2 separate regions of the Homo sapiens genome follow, and region 2 is linked to region 1. A link is a loop called in an ENCODE intact Hi-C map of the cell type or tissue named here. Cell type or tissue: breast epithelium. All regions are shown on one strand. Each heading gives the region's core, and the rest is flanking DNA. Links, peaks and the distances in the headings are about the cores only.

Evidence for each region. Peaks named below come from ENCODE experiments on the same cell type or tissue, not always from the same donor. Only the 100,000 strongest peaks of a DNase experiment are listed, where the experiment ranks them.
Region 2: it touches region 1 in a loop (24-fold over the local background); 2 of 110 quality-filtered maps call a loop at or near these places.

The regions. Positions count from the first base shown.
Region 1 is chr11:64,469,676-64,472,494 of GRCh38, reverse strand. No RefSeq gene overlaps it. Among named protein-coding and RNA genes, the nearest start is that of LINC02724, 22 kb to the right of the region's middle. In breast epithelium, for the core only: no CTCF peak of the experiment used is centred there; no DNase peak of the experiment used is centred there.
Region 2 is chr11:64,415,775-64,418,593 of GRCh38, reverse strand. It overlaps LOC105369341 (a long non-coding RNA gene), which reads left to right. Exons shown (of 4, transcript XR_001748069.2): 2 at 229-291. It overlaps LOC124902689 (a long non-coding RNA gene), which reads right to left and starts at 458. Exons shown (of 2, transcript XR_007062720.1): 1 at 1-458. RefSeq lists enhancers at 1,897-2,397, 2,398-2,819. In breast epithelium, for the core only: no CTCF peak of the experiment used is centred there; no DNase peak of the experiment used is centred there.

The sequences.
Region 1 (2,819 bases), core at 211-2,710:
CAATCTTTCAGAGACTGATTGGTATGAAAACCCTGAAAATGGGCCGGGCACAGTGGCTCATGCCTGTAATTCCAGCACTTTGGGAGGCCGAGGCAGGCAGATCACCTGAGGTTAGGAGTTTAAGACCAGCCTCAACATGGAGAAACACTGTCTCTACCAAAAATACAAAATTAGCCACGCATGGTGGTGCCTGCCTGTAATCCCAGCTACTCAGGGGGCTGAGGCAGGAGAATTGCTTGAACCTGGGAGGCAGAGGTTGTGGTGAGCCAAGATCGTGCCATTGCACTCCAGCCTGGGCAACAAGAGCGAAAGTCCGTCTCAAAAAAAAAAAGAAAAGAAAAGAAAAGAAAGAAAGAAAACCCTGAAAAAGTCATCACCTTGGACTTAACAACTCTACCTATAGAAGACCAGCAGACAAGTGAACTAACATAATGGAAAAAGATGTTCATCCCAGTATTGTTTATGGTAGCAAAAAAAAAAAAAAAGAAAAAAGAGAAATGTCCAGCAGGGAATTGGTTAAGGAAGAATTATGTGATAGAATAATTTTCATCTATTAAAAATTATGCCATAGAAAAACATGTATCAGCATGGAAAAAATGTTCATAATGTATTGGTAAGAGAAAAAAACAGCTGACAACAGAATCATATATAAAAAAACACATATTTTTGTAAATCTGTATCTGTCTGAAAATATACATAAAGAAAAACTAGCAGAAAACATATCAAAATGCTAATAGTGGACAGGTGATTATGCATTTGGGTTAGACTTTTCTTGAGTTTTTCTGTGTTCTTCAATTTATCTGCATTGAACAAGCATTACTTGTTTTTTTAAAAAAAATAATAATAGCCACTATTTTAAAAGAAATAAAAAAGATAAATGGCACCTCAGGGTCCAGAAAATAAAAGTCTTATGGTTAAATGAATGACTTTTGTGTGTAACACCGTAGAGATCGTTTAAGCACAAATAAAAAAGACAGATTGCTTATAGAATTGGGGAAGATGTGGGGCAAAGAATCCTCTCACAAACTTCTGGTGGGGACGTGAATTGACAATAATCTTTTTGCAAATCAATTCATCTGTATATATTAAAACTTTAATGTGCATATCCCTTTGGGCAATAGCATCCTTGGGAATCTGTTCCATGGACACAAAAGCAGCAGTACATAGGGGTATGGGGACGTGAGTGTGACAGTGAGTATGCCTGGGCCACAGTGAAAGACCCTCACTCAGGGTGAGCAAAGGGCAGTATGCTTACACCATGAACTTCTATGCAACCACGAAAGAGCAAGTGAGTTATACAAGATGGCCTGGGGAATTGCTGTAATGTATGAAGTGAGGAAATCAAGATACAGAAAAGTGTTATGATTTGATTCCATTGTCAAAAAGACAAGCATTGATTTTGTTGAAAACTCTACAGTATATGTATGGGACTTTGTGGATGATTAAATGAGCCTGGAGAAAAGATGTTACCACTGTGTACCTGGGGTAGCAGGAGGTGGATGTAGCAAAAAAAAAAAAAAGAAAGAAAGAAAAAGGAAAATGAAATAATGATTCACAATTTTGAAAAGTATTTACCAAAATCCAATGTATGCAAAATAATGTACTGGGGGTAAAGAGATGCATAGAAAAAGGCATGAAAGGATGTGCTCTAAAACATCAATGGTGGCAATACCAAGGTGGGAGGATTTCACATGATTTTTACTTTCTTCTTAATACTTTTCCATAATGCTTGATATTTTTACAATAAGCATGTATTTTAACAAAATCATAAAAATATAAATAACAATAACTTATTTGTGGGTGGCGGGAAGCAACACGTCTACTCCCACCTCTCTCTCCCAGCAAATCTATTGAACTAAGTTTAACAGTGATGCTATAGGGCATTTCAGGATTGAAGACTTCTCTTCATTTCTTACTAGTCCTATTAGTTCAGGGAAAACAGGGTTTATTCTTCAACTCAGTTGTGCTTTAACTAACTTATTAACAAAGCCTCTGTATTTTCTCAAAAATAAATATAATTTTCCTATTGCCTACATGAATTTGTGACCTAGAGGAATTTTTAAAATGTGAATAACAAGAAAATTTATAATATTTTCCTTAATCTGAATGAGATCCTGTACCTTCAGTCACACATTCCTGAAGCTGGAGCAACATGGTTCTGAAATCCAACATTTAAAATAAGACAAAAGAAAGAGGACTCAGTATCCTGGACCCAGCCTCTTTACTCTTGACCATCAGTCTTTAGCTGACCCTTCTCCATACCTGCACCAACCTAGGGATTACAAAAGGGTCAAAGTGAAGTCTAGACCTGGCCAGCAGGAATGTGCACCAGCCTGGGGGGCATATGTAGGACCCCAGCAGCTTTGAGCCCACACTCATCCACCACCTTGATGTCAACTTGACTTGTTGTCATCGCTGAATAGAAAAATTCAGACATGGGATGGAGAGGATTGGGAGGAGACTTCAGGGTGAGAGACAGGCCTGAGGGAAAGACTTCCTGAGTGTTAGAGGAGTGATGGATGCTGCATTTGTTTCCTGGGGTTGCCATAACAACTGCCACAGATTGAATGATTAAAATAACAGACATTTATCATCTCACAGTTCTGGAGGCCAGGGTTGGTTCCTTCTGAAGGATGCAAGGGAGAATCTGTCCCATTCCTTTCTCCTAGCTTCCGGGGGTTTGCTGGCAGTCTTTGACATTTCTTATGCATTACCCCAATCTCTGCCTTCATCTTCACATGACATTTTCCCTTTGTATCTGTCTCTGGGTCCAAAAGTCCCTTTGTAAAGACACAGTAAGATTGTATGAAGTCCTACCC
Region 2 (2,819 bases), core at 246-2,745, 54 kb after region 1:
TGTTGATATGGTTTGGCTGTGTCCCCACCCAAATCTCATCGTGAATTGTAGCTCCCATAATTCCCACTTGCGGGAGGGACTCAGTGAGGAAATAGTTGAATCATGGGGGCGGTTTCCTCTGTGCTGTTCTCGTGGTATTGAATAAGTCTCATGAGATCTGATGGTTTTATAAGGGGAAACCCCTTTTGCTTTGTTCTCATTTCTCTCTCTTCCTTGCCGCCACATAAGACATGACTTTGCTCCTCCTTGCCTTCCACCATGATTGTGAGGCCTCCCCAGCCATGTGGAACTGTGAGTCAATTAAACTTCTTTCCTTTATAAGTTAACCAGTCTTAATTAGCTGGGCGTGGTGGCGGGCACCTGTAATCCCAGCTACTCAGGAGGCTGAGGCAGGAGAATTGCTTGAACCCGGGAGGCAGAGGTTGCAGTGAGCCGAGATTGAGCTGTTGTACTCCAGCCTGGGCAACAAGAGCAAAATTCCATCTCAAAAAAAAAAAAAAAAAAAAAAAAAGTTAACCAATCTAAGGCATGTGTTTATCAGCAGCATGAAAACTGACTAATACATCTGTCAATGGACAACTGCACTGTTTCCACCTCTTGCCTATTGTGAAGAATGCTGCTAGGAACATGGGTGTACAAATCTCTTCAACGTCTTGCTTTCCATTGTTTTAGGTATATACTCAGAAATGGAATTACTGGATTATATGGTAGTTCTATGTTTAATTATTTGAGGAACCACTATACCATTTTCCAAAGCAAATTCATCATTTTACACTTTCCCCTGAAGGGCACACAGTTACCAAAGTCTCCACATCCACGCCAACATGTGCTGTTTTTTTTTTTTATTATAGGCATCTGACTGGGTGTGAAGTGGTATCTGGCTGTGGTTTTCATTTGTGTCCTAATGATTAGCGATGCTGGGCATCTTTTCATGTGCTTTCATGTTTTTCTTTGGAGAAATGTCTATTCAAGTCCTTTGCCCATTCTTTAATTCATTTGTTTTTCATTGTTGAGTTGTAGGAGTTCCTTATACATTTTGGATATTAACTCCCTATCAGGCTGGGCGCATTGGCTCACACCTGTAATCCTAGCACTTTGGGAGGCTGAGGCGGGTGGATCACCTGAGGTCAGGAGTTCAAGACCAGCCTGGCCAACATGGCAAAATCCCGTCTCTACTAAAAATACAAAAGTTACTCGGGTGTGGTGGTGCTACTCAGGAGGCTGAGGCAAGAGAATCACTTTAACCTGGGAGCTGGAGGTTGCAGTGAGCCAAGATCACACCACTGCACTCCAGCCTGGGTAACAGAGCAGGACCCTGTCTCAAAAAAAAAAAAGTGTCTGTTGATGCACAAAATATTTAATATTAACAAAGTTCCATTTATCTATTTTTTTTCTTTTGTTGCCTGTGCTTTTGGTATCAAAACCAAGACGTCATTGCAAAATCCAATGTCATGCAGCTTTTCCCCTATGTTTTCTTCTAAGAGTTTTATAGTTTTAGCTCTATGTTTAGGTCTTTGGTCCATTTTAAGTTAATTTTTGTCTATGGTATAAGGTAAGGGTTCAACTTCATTATTTTGCATGTAGATATCCAATTTCTCAGAACCAATTGTTGAGTAAATCATTCTTTTTTTTTCTTTTTGTGAGATGGAGTCTTGCTCTGTCACGCAGGCTGGAGTGCAGTGGCACTCACTGCAATCTCCACCTCCCGGGTTCAAGCAATCATCCTACCTCGGCCTCCCGAGTAGCTAGGATTACGGATGTGCACTACCATGCCCAGCTAATTTTTTTGTATTTTTAGTAGAGATAGGGTTTCACCATGTTGGCCAGGCTGGTCTAGAACTCCTGGCCTTAAGTGATCCACCCACCTTGGCCTCCCAAAGTGCTGGGATTATAGGCGTGAGCCACCGCGCCCAGCCTCATTCTTTATAATTTACTTAAACACAGATAAACACAAAAGCTATGATTGTTGTTCTTACAGAACTGTAAGCCAATACAAATTAAACACAAAACAAACGACCAGTAAAATTCAAACAGCACTAAATTAACATAAGTGATGATGTCATTTTGCTGAAACTAAGTCCCCCATTACTCAGCAGTGGCACAGTGGGTTTGGTGGGTTGTTCCACCGGGGTTCTCCATTGGAACCATGGCCAGAATGCATCTGTCCGTGGTAGCCTGCCTCTGTTCTGCTGAGACAAACACAAACACCTGTGACCACGAACCCACGTGGCAGTGTGCACTCACACATGTGTGACCAGGAACCCACATGGCAGTGTGCACTCACACCTGTGATCATGAACCCACATGGCAGTGTGCACTCACACCTGTGGCCACAAACCCACATGGCAGTGTGCACTCACACCTGTGGCCACGAACCCTCATGGCAGTGTGCACTCACACCTGTGTGACCACAAACCCACATGGCAGTGTGCACTCACACCTGTGTGACCACAAACCCACATGGCAGTGTGCACTCACACCTGTGATCATGAAACCACATGGCAGTGTGCACTCACACCTGTGATCATGAAACCACATGGCAGTGTGCACTCACAACTGTGACCATGAACCCACATGGCAGTGTGCACTCACACCTCTGACCACCAACCCACATGGCAGTGTGCACTGACACGTGTGATCACGAACCCACGGGGCAATGTGCACTCATATGTAGTCATCCGGGTGGACCAGCATCAAGCATTTAAGTTATCAGTGACATGAAACTCCCAAAACTATTCTTGTAAGGGAATTGAAGGTGTTGAAAATATGCCTGAGGCCCTCGGGGAGCCCAGGTTAGAAACCCTGAGTTAGGCAGATGT